2 separate regions of the Mus musculus genome follow, and region 1 is linked to region 2. A link is a loop called in an ENCODE intact Hi-C map of the cell type or tissue named here. Cell type or tissue: heart. All regions are shown on one strand. Links, peaks and the distances in the headings refer to the core of each region. The heading gives the core; the rest is flanking DNA.

Region 1 (7,898 bases), core at 1,253-6,252, 140 kb before region 2:
TTTTAAAAGTTTTTTTTTTTTAATTTAATGTACATGAGTGCACTGTCATCATGCACACCAGGAGAGGGCATCGGACCCCACTACAGATGGCTGTGAGCCACCATGTGGTTGCTGGGAACTGAACTCAGGACCTCTGGGAGAGCAGCCAGTGCTCTTAACTGCTGAGCCATCTATCTCTCCAACCCATAAATACTTTTTAAGGTATAAAAGGCATTGTCCATAAGAGGCATCTTAGAAAACTGTTTAATAAATATATTTTTAGTGAATTACCTTTAACCTCCAACCAGAATGAGACATATCTGTTTCTCTGCAAAAAAATCTTGTGGATTTTGTACCCACATTCAACAATTGCTCTCCTGGTAAACCTTGAGTCTGAGAAATGTATCGGATCTGAAAAATAATTTTAAAACAAATTTATTCTTTTGTATGACAGGCATTAATTGAACATTTTATCAGCAACTATATGATACCATCTATGCCCTCAATGAATTCATGTAAGGAAGGAATATGCAGTGTTTTAAGTCTAAAATAAATGTAGTCAGCGTTGCCTGAGAAACACTTGATGCACAGTATATGTAAATTATTAATGTAGCAATTAAGGTTCTATATAAATCAAGAGAGGAAACCAACATGTTCAAAGCCTGGAAGAACAGAGATTCACTAAAGAAGAACTAACAAGAGATAACATGACCTTTGGGGGTAGGGGAAACAATACTGGGGTTTGAACCTATGGCCTCATACATGGCAGGCAAGTGCTCTGCCACTGAGCTATTCCCAGACAATAACTTAGTAGGAGGGAAAGAGAGGGATTTGAATTGATAGCGAGTTATTTTGGGGAAGTACTGACAGTGCCTTGGTGACCTAAGTGACAAAGTGACAAGGTTACAGATGCATCCTCCCAAGGGACACCTCGAACCCCCTAGGTGCAGGGCCTCTCAACTTCATCTGGAATACCTGTCCTAGGTGTCACATGGCACTCTTCCTTTAGTTCTGGGCTCTAATATCACCTTATTCATTACGCCTTCCAAGCCAGTAAGCAAGAGTTAACTCTGTCTTTCCCAGCAACCCCCATTCCCCCAGCTAGATGTTTTCCCCATCATGCTTTTCACCATCTGGTATACTAGACTTTTCTTTTCCATCTTCTTACTCCACTATGCAACTCCCAACATCCATGACAGTGCCTGGTACACATTATTAGATAGTGGTTCTCACACTCCATGACTAGTCAGTATAAAAAGGGGCATGGGCTTTAAAGGGGGGAATGTAACTTAGGACCCAAAGGAGTCCTCCACCTTCCTTCTTTCCAGTTTAATCTTAGATTCTGCTTTACTAAGCAGTCCATCTGTTCCTTCACCTTCTGGTTCTTTTCTCTATTAACTCCTTCCTCTCAGATTCCATTATCTTCTAGCCTCAAAAATAAACATAAAAAAAACGTGCCTTTTTGCTGCTTTTAAGCAGGCCTTTCCTTGCTTTCTTTTTATGTACAGTTGGAGGTGAGTGTTGCTAGGTAGTTCATCCCCCACTAGCCTCAAGGGCAAAGGTCACCCCGCCTTAGCCCCCTGGAGGGCTGCAACTGTATGTCACCACACCTGGCTTCATTTTCTTTCACACCAGTGGCTCCTGGCCTGTTACTTAAATTGTGTTCATTCTGTCGGGCATGGTGGTACACGCCTTTGATCCCAGCATTTGGGAGGCAGTGGCAGGTAGATCTTTTTGAGTTCAAGTCTAGCCTGGTCTACAGAGTGAGCTCCAGGATAGCCAGGACTATACAGAGAAAAACAAAAGACTTCTGTTATTAAAGCCTTTATAAATAGCAAAAGCAAAACAGAAAATAAGGACTATTTTGCTAGTCACAGTCGTTTACACTCAGCACTTGGAAGGCTGAAGTAGCCTCAGATGCCTCTAGGGTGGGGTGGGAATTACACAATAAAAATCCTGAAAGATAGAATGCTACCATTTCAGGACAAAATGATGCAGTAGCATGGATGGCTCCTTCCCTGGAACCCAAATCTTAGGACAGGACAGCGGGGCTGACTGGGCACTGGAGAAACTACTGCAAACTGAGAAAAGCACTTCTCCCCAGGGGCTAGACTGACACCATCAGCGTGAGACTGGAGCCCAGAAGGTGGCCGGTACAGAAAGGGGCAACAGTGTAGAGCAGGTTTGCTTATACCCTTTAACTTTTAAATCCTTTCTCAAGGTTGCTTTGGGAGTATTGCACATTAAACATGTGTAAGCGATATACTATTAATTTTAATGGCTTCTGAATACAGACTGTCTGTGTTAGTTTAACTTTTTTGTTTGATGTTTTAAGATGTGTCTCTGAGTGGTGTGTTGCATGCATGCTTGTTTAAATGAGTGTGGGAGCCTGTATGGAATGAGGACAGTCAAGTTCATGTATGTTTCCAGATGTGTAATGAACCAAAGATAAAGTTGCTCTCCACTTATTCACTGAGTCAAGGTCTCTCAATCCAGTTTGCAGATACAACTCTTGTCCCTGTCTTCTGAATTTGGAGTATGCCTACCCAATTTCATGGAATCTGGGGATCCAAACTCTAGACCTCACATGCCCAAGAGCTGCAAGCCCACTGAGCCATCTTCCCAGCCACTTCTCTATAATCTATACACCTCATCTGAAAACAGACATGGTAAGTATGCCAGAGATCTTATGAAAGAAATGTAAAGTGTTATAATAGTAGTTTCTTGGCCAGGAACTCAGTAAGTATTAGTTAGTTTAAGGTTGAAAATAGTAATAATGTATTTTGAAGACAATACACCAAGGCCAAGGCTGTATATAATTCAATAGTAGAACACTTAATTCAATCTTGGGCATTGGGGTGAGGGAGATGACAAAGTTTTTAGTTAGACATGATGGCACACAACTATATCTTAGCACTTCTGAGATGGAACCAGGAGAATCAAGGTCATTCTCAGGTTCAGAGAGAGCGAAGCCATTCTAAGCTACCTGAGAGAGACCCTATTTCAAAGAAACAAGAAACTTGGTACCTTATTTGGAGTACCTAAGTGTACTGAGGCAACTGCTTCCTGGAAAGAGGTAGAAGTAAATTTACTGGAGACCTACTACATCCTAAGTTAGGTGAACACACTCTAAAAAGATCGATAGAATCTCTGAAAATTAAACACCAGCATTTGTAAATATAGCTCACTTTTGCTAAGTAGTCCCAGCACTCAGGAGGCTGAGGTAAGAGTATTAAAGTTTTGATGTTGTTGTTGTTGTTTTTAATAATTGAAGTTTGAGGACAGCATGAGCCACCTAGTGAATCCAGACCATTGTGTGCTAGTGTGTGAAATCCTATCTCAAAAGGGTGAAATCTTCCTAAGATTAAGAACAAAGTAAGGATGCACAGGATTTATTTGTATATGTATATTTTAAAAAATAACTTCTGCCAGGCGTGGTGGAGCACGCCTTTAATCCCAGCACTCAGGAGGCAGAGGCAGGCAGATTTCTGAGTTCAAGGCCAGCCTGGTCTACAAAGTGAGCTCCAGGACAGCCAGGGCTACACAGAGAAACCCTGTCTCGAAAAACCAAAAAAAAAAAAAAAAAAAAAAAAAACAAAAAAAAAAAACTGAATGAAAACTATAATTGGTGCCTTGTGATAATGACTTTCTTCTGGTCCTTTAGAAGAACACATATATACACATATACAGATATGTATATTTGAAAATATTATTCATCTAAACCAGGTAACACCTGTTCCAAATTTGGTTTGGTTCTTCCTTACAGCTTAGTCTTTTAAAAAAAAAAAAAAAAATTACAGGATTTAGAAAAAACAAGTTTTTTAGAAAAAACCTAACAGTTCTGTTCATTTGGGTGTGGGAAATTTCATTTTCTTTCTTTCACATAAAGAAGGGAGTAGAGTAAATCTTCTGATAAGACTAACATGAGCTGCTCAAGACACTGTCCAAACCCAGAGTGCACCAGCCAGTCAACTTAAAATTGCCACTAGATGGTGTCCTGCTCCACAGGATTACACGTGGCACAAACTAGTCCACAGCTAAAACTAAGTTCCTAGCAGCTGACTGTGCTTGGTGCTTCAGCAGCTTGGAACTGTGGGACTCTGCTTAGATGGCCATGTCCTTCAGAACTAGCAATAGTCTAACGGCTGCATCAAAGTCCAAAGTTGACTGAAAACATACCTGAAGAGAAGATGGACAGAAACTGTTACATAAACTTTTAGAGGGCTTCAGAACATAAAGCGGGAAAACAGACAAGTTAGAAACCTGACCTAAAAGAGAAGGTTCACTTGTAGAATGACACTGTAAATGATAAGATGTCGATGATATTATCTCATGTTAGTGATAATACTGAATCCCCTCAGAAATAGCTAAGTCACCCAAATTAGTGACTACTCAGATGCTTTTTCATTTGTTTTATTTTAAATTATGTGTATTTATGTGACTGTGTACTATGCATGTGTGTACAGGTGCCAGTGGAGGGCAGAAGTAGATGGTGGCTCCTCTGGCTGGAATTACAGACAGCTGTGAACCATCTGATGTAGGAGCCAGGAACAAAATTCGGTACTCTAGAAGAGCAGAACATGTCTCAACCACTGAGCCATCATTTCAGCCCCTCACATCCATTTTAATAAAGAAAAATCAACAATAAAAACCAGAACTAAGGCCAGGCACAGCAGTGTACGCCTGTAATCCCCAGCACTTGGGAGGGGGCAGAAGCAGGCAGATCTCTGTGAATTAACCCCACCTGGTCTGACAGTGAATCCCAGGGCAGTCAGGGTTATATAGAGAGACCCTGTCTCAAAAAATAAATAAATGATAAACAGGCCTGGGCAAAGTGACACATGCCCTAAGACACGGGGAAGGGTACCACATTACCACAGCCCCAAGACGGAGGGAGGGGGTGGAGGGGGGGTTACCACAAGGCTAAGTAAGACAGGGCTGCATACTGACAACCTGCCTCAAACAAACAAACATTATCCAAATATTATATTATATATAGGATGACTACTTCATAAAATTGGTTTGAAGTCTGTAGGTTGTAACTAGTTTATAAAAATGTGGTAGTTTGAATAGGCTGTCCCCTTAAGAGTTTCTGGCACTGGAATACTTGGTCTTCAGTAGGTGAATGTTTGGGGGGAATAGGAAGGTATGTGCCCTTGCTGGAGGGAATATGTCAACAGGGGTGGACCTGGAGCTTCAGCAGCCTCTTGCTGTTTTGCACAGCTCTCTCTGCTTCCTGTTTGTGGGTTGAGATCTGAGACCCCAGCTGTAGCTCCAGCACTTGCTGCCTCTGCCTCTGCCCTGCCATCATGGACTCTTTCTGGAACTCTAAGCTCAAGATAAACCCCTCCTCCTACAAGTTGCCTTGGCCGTGCTTTACCACCAGAGTGTTAGAAAAGAGCTTTGAAGTCAAGAGCTAATGTTAAGTGAATTTAAATTTCTTAAGCTTTGACATTCATGGAGATTTTCACATTTTGTGTATGGAGAATCATGCAATGCTCTAAGACTATAGATTATGCTTCCTTTCTAGCAATTCCATCACTGTTCAGTTCTGTTACCTGATCATACTCCAAGGCTCCTGGGTAGAGTGGCCATCCAAGGAATAACTCTGCGATCACGCATCCCAGTGACCACATGTCTATGGCTTCACAAAACGGCAACCCCAATATAATCTCTGGAGCTCTGGGGGTGGGGTGGGGCGCGGGGAGAGGAAAAGAAGAAAGTCAGGTTCCTTTTCACTTTAAATTACCGAATTTTATTTGACATTCTAAGAAAAGTTCTAAATGACAGAAAAATCATGTTTAGTTATGTCGCTGAGAACTTGTCAAACCCCGATCCTAACCCTCGGTCATGTAAAGGGACCGTGAGCACAGCTCCATAATGAAGTCTCTTCCCCACGAGCCTTTCCCTTAACAACATCTCTATTAATGCTTGAAAAAAACAAAACAACACACACCATGCTTTTCAAGCTACAGCAGATTAGAAATAATACATGAAAGCTGACAAAAAATTAAACATTTGTAATATCAAAAGAACTCAAACAGGCAGTGAAAGTTAAGACCAAATGAAAACAAAGTTCCTGAAGCTAATAGTCTAGACCTCCATGTGACTTCAGAACATAACAGTAATGAACAGTCACATAACTGTGTCCTTGGTCATCCTTAGAGACAAGTGCAGCATATTCAGGTTTGAAGGTAAAAGTATGGGCTAGATAAATGGCTCGGTAGTTAAGAATACTGCCTGCTCTTCCATAGTTCAATTCCCAACATCCACATGGCAGTCACAACTGTCCGTAATTCTAGTTCAAAGGTATCCTATGCCTCCTCCTGGCCTCAACAAGCACCAGGCACATACCATGTAGGCATTTACATGTAGGCAAAACACCAATACATATCAATATAAAGTTTTTTAAGTTAATTTTTTAAAAATATGGTTTAAGATAGAACAATTAAAATGCATCTTAACACTTCAGTTATTTGGAAAAATATTTCATTCTCAGATTAATTATGCTACTATGTCCTGTGGCTTTCTCATGAGGAGTCTAAAGTGGCAGGAGCCTCCATCCACCTTCTGAAGAGAACTAGCATGCTTTAACAGAGCCTCCATGTACAGCTGCATAGCAAAGGAATCACACACCGTTATCCTAGGTGTATGCACATATGTGGGTTTAACTTTCAAGGACAGAACAATGAATATTTACCCCTAAAAGACTTGAGAATAACTGGTCATATTGCCATATTCTCTTTTTCCCTACACAGATATTTTCCTCTGCAGACACAAAGTATTCACAAACATTAGGAACTGAGCACTGAACATTTCTACCATGTATGCCTCAGAACCTATTGCACATTGGCGGATTGTATTAACAATGCTGGGTGAATCAAATAGCTCCACAGGTAAACAGGTCACCAAGCAGGCAAACTGACTTCAGTCCCTGAACTCCACGTGGGAAGAAAAGGGAAGGAACTCCAGGGAGTACCCTCTGACCTCCACACATGCTCTGTGGCACAAGTGCACATGTGCACTTACCTGCATACATATATACAACACACACAAACACACTCACCAAGTCCAAAACTAATGTGACCAAATTATTTTATTTAGTTACTAATATGTTTTTCAAATTTTTCATACAATATATTTAGACTGTATTCGTTTTCCACCTCTAGATCACATCCATACAACCAACTTCTTCTTAAAAGGAAAGGAGGAAGGAAGGAAGGAAGGAAGGAAGGAAGGAAGGAGGGAGGGAGGGAGGGAGGGAGGGAGGGAGGGAGGGAGGGAGGGAGAGAGGGGAGGGAGGGAGGGAGGGAGGGAGGGAGGGAGGGAGGGAGGGAGGGAGGGAGGGAGGGAGGGAAATAAGAATAGAGAAACCATGGAGTCTGTTTTGTGTTGACCAACTCCTCCTGGACGTGGGGCCTGTCCTGGAGTGTGGCCAGCACGCTCAGTGCCACTCCAGCCACTACTAGTTACAAACAGTTTCTTGACTGAGGATTTGGACTTTCTGCCCACCATTTTCCTTTCCCCAAGCAAGGAGTTTGTCTGGCTTGAACTTTTGCAGATCATAGACTTGCTGCCAGTCTCTGTAAGTTCATTCGAGACCGAGCCCTATTGTGTGGAAAACAGTTTCCTTGCTGTCTGTCATTCACCATGGCATACATTTTCTATGTACAACATCACATGTAAAAGTAGGGAAGCAACACGGTAAAGCACCTACATCCTAGATGAACCTGACAGAGAAACAAGGTTTCTACTAGCTGTTCTTGCAATACAAAACAAACTCTAAGCCAGATGAGGGGGCTCACACCTGTAATGCAGTTTTGGGAGGCTTAAGCAAGAGGACTACAATGAGTTGAACACCAGTGTGGACACAGAGAATCCCAGGTCACTTTGAGCTACAGAAACCCAGTCTAAAGAAC
Region 2 (7,898 bases), core at 1,968-6,967:
ATGTAAATTTATGGAGATTGTAGATAATCTCTTTCCTCCCAAAAAATGAATACTTCCTTTGTTCAGTTTTCATGACACAGGACAGTAACGAAGCTTGACAAAGAAAAGTCCTAGGATGTTCCTTGCTTGCAAAACCCACCAAGCACTTTTCAGACTCAGTAAAATCTGTCTTGAAAATCACCTCTAAGCTGTGTGTGGTGGGGCCTAACTTTAATCTCAGCTTTTGGGAGGTAGGAGCAGGAGGATTGGGAGTTCAAGTTCAGTGTCAACTACATGTCTTGTTTAAGGTTTGAGGCTGTCCTGGACTAAAAATATCAACAAAAGCAAGCAAGATTACCAGTTGTTAAGGACTCTTGCTACCAAGCCTGGAGACTTCTTTATAGTGGAAGGAGAGAACGCACTCTCTATGGCTTGTGAACGAACACACACACACACACACACACCCCATATGCCCAAACACACATACAAATGAAACAATAAACTTAATTCTATTTTATTTAGTTAGTTATTTATTTGGTTTTTCGAGACAGGGTTTCTCTGTATAGCCCTGGCTGTCCTGGAACTCACTTTGTAGACCAGGCTGGCCTCGAACTCAGAAATCCACCTGCCTCTGCCTCCCAAGTGCTGGGATTAAAGGCATGCACCACCACACCTGGCTTTTAATTCTATTTTAAATGAATCATTAAGTGACAGGCTCATATAAAAAGTGAGGAAACAGAGTGGAGAGAACAGAACACAGTTGTGGTCTGTAGGATTCGCAGTTGCCTAAGTCTGTTGATAGCGTTTGTTTTTCTCCCAGCAACCTGCATAGCAGGTCCTTAAACCATGAAAGCTGGCCGCTAGCCAGCAGGGAGGAAGCATCCAGCTGCATCGCAGCCTCCTTTCTCTACATCTTGCAGCAAAGGTGTGTGGTGTCTTCGGCACCAGAGACCTCGTGTCTTTTAAAACTACAAATAACTCTTCACATAATCATTAGTATTTGTCTTACATGTATTACAGTGGGAGAAGTATTCGGAGAACTAATATGAAAAGACATCATAGGAATAAAAAATTTCCTTACTTCCATCCTTCCCTCCCTGGTCCTTGCTATATGAACCAGGCTAGCTTAAAAATCGATGGTTTTGTTTGCTTGGTTGGTTTCTCGTGTTTACTTATGACAAATATTCGCCAGTTTCCTCTGGGCAGAAGTTCTTTGAAAGATGCTGACGGTCTCTCTAACAAACCCAAACATTGCAAACATGGGGCTGGCAGGGCCCTCCTCCTTTCCCTCTTCCTCGCTACACCATTAGATTTAGCCAGCCCCCAAAGTCTAGTCCCTTATTTGGCCACTTCCTTATGCCTGACCAAAAGTCCAGGGTTCAATTATCAAAACCCCAAGGTCCAAAAATCAAAATTGATTTTTCAGCTACACTGGCTAACCCGTCCTTACCCACTGACCCTAGCACAGATTTCCTTTTTTTTTTTTTTTTCCTTTAAAACCCACTCCTACAAAAGCACCTGCTGCTGTCTTTGTCTGATTCAGAGGCGAACCCCCTCCTCACCCCATGCTGCTTGTCCCTCCAGAGTAATAAATCTCCTCTGTGCTCAGAATTTGATGACTGGGTATGTTCTGTGCTGACTCCTAGGTTCCTTCAGATGCCATCAGCCTTAGCCAGCCGGAGACTAGAATCATCCAACTCGCCCATCTGGCAAAATGGTCCCACAGATAGCATAGGTTTTAATCTGACCATCAAACCTTCCTGTGACATTATCAGTCTTGGCCACATTCCTCTAGATAGATGCATGGTCCTTAGCACCAATGGTATGGTTGGCTGAGGCTTGCAGAGGCCCAGGAACTTGCTGGGGTCATTCTTCATGTTGAGGCTGTGCCTGCTTCCTCAAGGTCCAGGGCAAATAAAAGTAGTTTTGAAATAGTAAAATGATAATTTTTTGTTTTGTTTTCTTGCTCAGTTTACTGTAATATTGTTCTTTTAGGGTTTTGAACTCCCTACTACCCCAATGCTAGCAATTGAGCCCAGAACCTCTCATATGCTAGACAAGCACTGCAGCTCTGAGTTGTACCCCCAGTCTGATTCTTTTCTTTTGTATGTGTGGTAGTCTGGAGGGGTAGTTGAGACAGCATCTTTCTCTGTTGTTCAGGTAGCCTCAAGCTCTGTTTTTTATTTTATCCTCAATCTCTATATTCTCCTGCACCAATCTCTTAATCTTTTTTTTTTTTTTTTTCAAGACAGGGTTCCTCTGTGTAGCCCTGGCTGTCCTGGAACTCACTTTGTAGACCAGGCTGGCCTCGAAATCAGAAATCCCGAGTGCTGGGATTAAAGAGCGGCACCACGCCGCCGGCTCTCTTAATCTTTTGATTGCAGGCTTGTGCCACCACAGCTGCCCTGATTGCAGAGGATCTGGATTTAGCCCCCAGCATCCACACAGCAGGTCATAAACCTTGGTGACTGTAGTTTCTGAGGAGCCAATGCCCTCTTCTGGCCTCGTCAAGTATCAAATACACATGGAGCACACAATGTTTCACATGTTACAAGCTAAACAATCACACACACAAACAAACAGCTTCTTGCTAGGTGTAGTGCCCACACCTTTCATTGCAGTACTCAGGAGGCAGAGGTGGATAGGTTATTGTAAATTCTAGGATATCCTGGTCTATATAGGGAGTTCCAGGCCAGCTAGTGAGACTACATAGAGAGACACATAGTCTAAATAAATAAATAGATCTTTTATAAATAAATATAATTGAATACCTTGGTGTTCTTAAATATTATTCAGACCTATTTTAATTTTAAAAACATTTTAAATTCAAGTTAAGAGAGTCAGATTAAATTTCAGGTATGAAAAATATGTTCAGTCAGCATTCTAAGTCAAGATAAGTCATTGTAGACAGTTCTATCAGTGTATTGAGAATTTGTTTCTTGAAAGTGCTGCACATACTTTAAAAATAAAATTCCTGATATATCTGTGACCCTTTTACACAGGCTTTTGAAATATTTACCCATCCCTCTACATAGCTGAAGTCATGTGTCTGTCAAGCTTTTCTCTAAAATAAGTCAAAGTATAAACAGAAGACAGAAGTGGAAAGAATCAGCTGCATGGGTACAGAGGCTGGCCATACCCAATATATTTAGAGCGAGTATTTGTAGCAAGTGTGATTTATACTTGCCCATGATGATCAGCTGTAACTAGGCTGGTTTGTTTGTTTACTTACTTGCTTGTTTTTGTTTTGTTTCTTTTCTTTTCTTTTTGGTTTTATAGTTGTTGTTTTGAGTCAGGATCTCTCTATATAGACTGGGCTGGCCTCAAACTCTTGGATATCCCCTGGCTTCTGCCCCCCTAGTGCTAGGAACAAAGGTGTATGACACTGCTCCAGTTAACCAGGTATTTTAACTAAGAAATAAGACCCAAGTCTGTACTGCAACACCAGACACCAAGCTTATCACCAAGCCCAGCAACGACTATTTTTAGAATTCTGATGAAAATTTCTAATAGATTTTCTCTTTCTTTTCTCTTCTCTTTTTTCTTTTCTTTCCTTACCCTTCCTTCCTTCCTTCCTTCCTTTCTTTCTTTCTTTCTTTCTTTCTTTCTTTCTTTCTTTCTTTCTTCCTTCCTTCCTTTCTTTTTCTTCCTTTCTTCGGAAACAAAGTCTCATATATCACATACTGGCCTCACCTGTAATCAAGGCTGACCTTGGATTTCTGACCCTCCTGCCCCCCTTGTGCTGAGATTATAGTTGGTATCACAATGCTAGCCTCCAAGTGAATTTGGGATAGATTGATACATACATACATACATACATATAGATATCTACAGAGAGAGAGATATATCAGTAGGTTTGCCACCGCTGCTTAATCTTTAGCTATAACCTGTATTTGCTGCCATCTTGGGGACTCATAGAACCATTGCAAGTGCCCTTTTCTTTCTGTTCTCTGCCTTTCTTCCCCAAAAGTTCTCACGAGGTATTCCAGACTATCCTCAAAATTCTCAGATCTCCTTTGGGTCAGCTCCATGAGTTCTAGAATATTTTTTTTTAACAGTTACACTTTAATTAAATCAGGACTTGTGGGTGCTGAGTCAGTATTAGTGGCATAGTTATTAAGATAAATGTGGGGCTGTGAGTGTAGCTCACTGACACAGGAAATGTTTACAAGAGAGATGCCTACATCCAATCCCCAACACTTCAAGAAGTAAACATGGATCCTGTGTCTTTCCCTAAGATTCTTTTTGCCAGTGATGATGGCGATGGGATTAACACCTTTAATCCCAGCACGTGGGAGGTAGAGGAGGCGGATCCCTGAGTTTGAGGCCTAGTTCTACTCTAGAGAGTTCTAGGACGGCGAGGGATATGTGGAGAAACCCTGTCTTGAAAAACTAAAAGAAGAGGAGGAGGAGGAAGGGCAGAAGAAAGGAAGAAAGAAAGAAAGAAAGGAGAGAGAGAGAAAGAGAGAAAGGAAGAAAGAGAAAGACAGATGGACAGAATCTGCCTTCATAAGATAGTTTTGTATATTCTTAGTAATTGATGGGGAAGGGCCTAGCCCACTGTGGGTGGGCCACCCCTGAACTGATGGTCTTAGGCTCTTTAAGAAAGTAGGGGAAGTAGGAAGCCAGTAAGCAGCAATCCTCCATGGCCTCTGCATCAGCTCTTGCCTCTAGATCTAGACCCTGTTTGAGTTCTTGTCCTGGGGATTGTGGTGCACACTTTTAAAACTAGCATTGGGGAAGTCAGAGGCATGTGGGTCTCTATGAATTCCAGGTCAGCCTGGTCTACAAAGTGAGTTCCAGACCAGAACAGTCAGGGCTACATAGAGAGATCCTGTCTCAAAAACCCAAAAGGTGAACATTTTCTAAAATAAATGAGATAAAATTAAGCATAATTCCGGAAACTTGGTTGAATACTGATTTGTAGAAACCTCCTTTAAACACATTTTGGGGTTGACGGTGTAGCTCAGAAGCTAGTGCTCAGAAGACGGTGAGCTTGATCCAGCACATATTCCCCAAAAATCACACTGTTGAAAGAGATGTGAAAATGTAGATGTAAACTAGATCGTAATTGATGTCAGGAAATAACTGTAAGCTTTCATGGATATGATAAATGGTCTTGTGAATATGAAGAAGAAAGTCCTTATTCTCAGAAAAAACAAACTGATTCATTTAGAGAATGAATTTAATTTACTTTTAAAATATTTTGCCAAAAAAAAAAAAAAAACCCAAAATAACAACAACAACAACAAAAACCCCAAAACCAAAAAAAAAAAAAAAAATCCCACGTCAGGTGGTGGTGGCGCACTCCTTTAATCCCAGCACTTGGGAGGCAGAGGCAGGTGGATTTTTGAGTTCGAGGCCAGCCTGGTCTACAGAGTGAGTTCCAGGACAGCCAGGGCTATACAGAGAAACCCTGTCTCGAAAAACAAAACAAAACAAAACCAAAAAAAAAAAAAAAAAAAAAGTTAACAACCAACCCAAAACAAGGAAAGAAAACCACAAATACACCTGTAAATACATGCATATAAAGCAAAAAATGCCAAAAATGTTAATCTCCTGAAGTGGTAGGTCAGTCTGTCTGTCTATCTATCATGTGTATCTGTTTAGGTGAGTGGGTGGCTGCACATGCACCATGGTGGAAATGTGAAGGTCAGAAGACCACTTGAAAAAGTTGGTTCCTTCCTTCCACCATGTAGTTTCTGGCTGTCTTGAAGCTTGCTCTGTAGACCAGAGCTGGCCTTGAACTCAGAGATCCATCTGCCTTCGCTTCCTGAGTTCTTGGATTAAAGGCATGAACCACCACTGCCTGACTCTAACTCTGCCTCTTAATTACCAGAATTAAAGGCTTGTACTACCATGCTCAGTTTGGGAGTTGTTTCAAGTAACATTCTTTCTAGGTTCTCTATAAATATGCAGAGATGGATTTCAGGTAATCAGGTCTTTTAATAATGCTGACTACTTTCATTGAGGAGCCTCAAAGATCTTGATCCAGCAGCAACCCAAAGGAAATTCATTATTAATGTAGACTTTATAGGGGAGAGGTCTCTGAGTTTATCGGATTAATTAAGGCACTAGATAGGATATACGGAATGGTGGGTTCTTGTAGTCTGGCAAGATCATCTGTGATCTAACAGATATAATGGTATGCCTCCAGACCCATTATTCTACAAGTGGAGTCAAGAGAATAAGGAGTTCAAGCTACATGAGACTCTTGTCTCAAATACAAATGCAAAGGACCAGCAAGGACTTAGTGGGTAATGATGACAGCCATCAAGCCTGACGACCTGAGTTTCATCCTAGAGGCATTTACATTGAAAGGAGAGATCAGATTCCCATAGGTTGGCTGAACACACAAAAACAAATAATAAATGTAAAAAGAAAATTAAAATAGACAAAACCTGATGGGTGGTGGAGGCACATGCCTTTAGTCCCAGCACTCATGAAGCAGAGGCAAATAAATAGATCTCAGTGAGCTTGAGGCCAGCATGGACTACATAGGTTGAACTCTGTCTCAAAACAAAAACAAAACAACAACAAGAAAAAAAAAATCAAAAACCGAAACAACAAAAAGACAACACCCCCAACATGTAACATAAAACCTAGAGATAGCATAAACCAGCCTGCCTCCATTTTAGACTTGAAAGCCATCTTATAATAAAGACAAGCCATTCCTGTTTAAGATTGGATCTTTGTTTCTCACGGATTGGGCTATGCCTCACCTATTATTTTAACTACTAATGGTTTTATATGGCCTATTCCAGGAAATGGCAACCGCACCTTTGTTTCAGGGGGTAGTTCTGATCACCTGGCAACCGCACCTTTGTTTCAGGGGTTAGTTCTGATCACCTGGCAACCGCACCTTTGTTTCAGAAGTGTATTGTGCTCACCTGCTGTTATGATCACCTTCTTTTGACCACCTTGTTATTATCACCTGGCAGCCATGACTTTGTTTCAGGTTATGACCAGCTTGTTATGTTCTGCTTCGTAGCCTCTCTTATTTGCCTGCAAAATCTTCCATTTGACAACTCTCTACTCTTGAACTATAAACACCTGTATCTTCCCCACATCCAAGGCTGATCTCTTGGACCCAGACCTTAGAGACAGCCTGTGTGCATGAAAAAAAAAAAAAAAAAAAAAAGTCTTGCTTTAATTAACTTGATCATGATTTGGGTTGGTGGTCTTTCTCCTTGCATCTGTGACATTAACAATAACCTCTTTAAATGTTTTGATGAATACACGCACGCATAGGCGTGCACACACACATGCACACATATATACACATAAGCTATTTTATATTTCTGGCTTAATTTTGTGGCTATTTTTAGATTTATATATTTATCTTGTGAGTGCCTGTGTGTTTGTAAGTGCAGGAGTTTGCAAGCCATAGTGCATGTGTGGAGGTCAAGGAATAACTTCCTGGAGTCGGTTCTATCCTGTCAACTCATTGGATGCCAGGATCAAACTCAAGTTTTTTGGCCATCACGGCAAGCACCTCCACTCTTTGAACCATCCTGGCTCATTGTGGATATTTTTCTAAGTCAGTCACATCAGCAACAGTTTAAAAGAGTAACGCCCCATTGAGGGAGACTTCTGAAATATTCAGACTCCATTATCAAATGTTGCAGTGACTCAATATATGTACATTTGATTCATGCATCTATTTGCTTAAAAAGATATATGCATCTCATTGTATGGCCCTCGTCCGTGGGCTCTACACACCAGGCTGCCCTCAGAGATCCATCCAGCCTCTGTCTCCCGAGTACTGTGATTAAAGACTTGTGCCACCACCGCTCAATAACCTCCTGGTTACTCGTAAGCCAAATAAGAGCTTTTACCTTTTAAGTTAAATCTTAGCTGCTGTTGCTATTCCTATCTTTAGGCAAGGAAACAGAGACGCAGATAATGCAAATTGCCCA

What was found. Peaks named below come from ENCODE experiments on the same cell type or tissue, not always from the same donor. Only the 100,000 strongest peaks of a DNase experiment are listed, where the experiment ranks them.
Region 1: a loop joins it to region 2, with 6 times the contacts of the local background. A loop is called at or near these places in 33 of 42 quality-filtered maps.

Annotation. Positions count from the first base shown.
Region 1 is chr2:104,440,975-104,448,872 of GRCm38, forward strand. It overlaps Hipk3 (homeodomain interacting protein kinase 3), which reads right to left. Exons shown (of 16, transcript NM_010434.2): 3 at 5,538-5,661; 4 at 271-390. Among named protein-coding and RNA genes, the nearest start is that of Mir1902, 16 kb to the left of the region's middle. In heart, for the core only: a CTCF peak has its summit at 3,962 (motif pointing right); a DNase peak (open chromatin) is centred at 4,067; H3K27ac peaks cover 991 bases.
Region 2 is chr2:104,581,964-104,589,861 of GRCm38, forward strand. No RefSeq gene overlaps it. Among named protein-coding and RNA genes, the nearest start is that of Cstf3, 4.6 kb to the right of the region's middle. In heart, for the core only: a CTCF peak has its summit at 3,901 (motif pointing left); no DNase peak of the experiment used is centred there.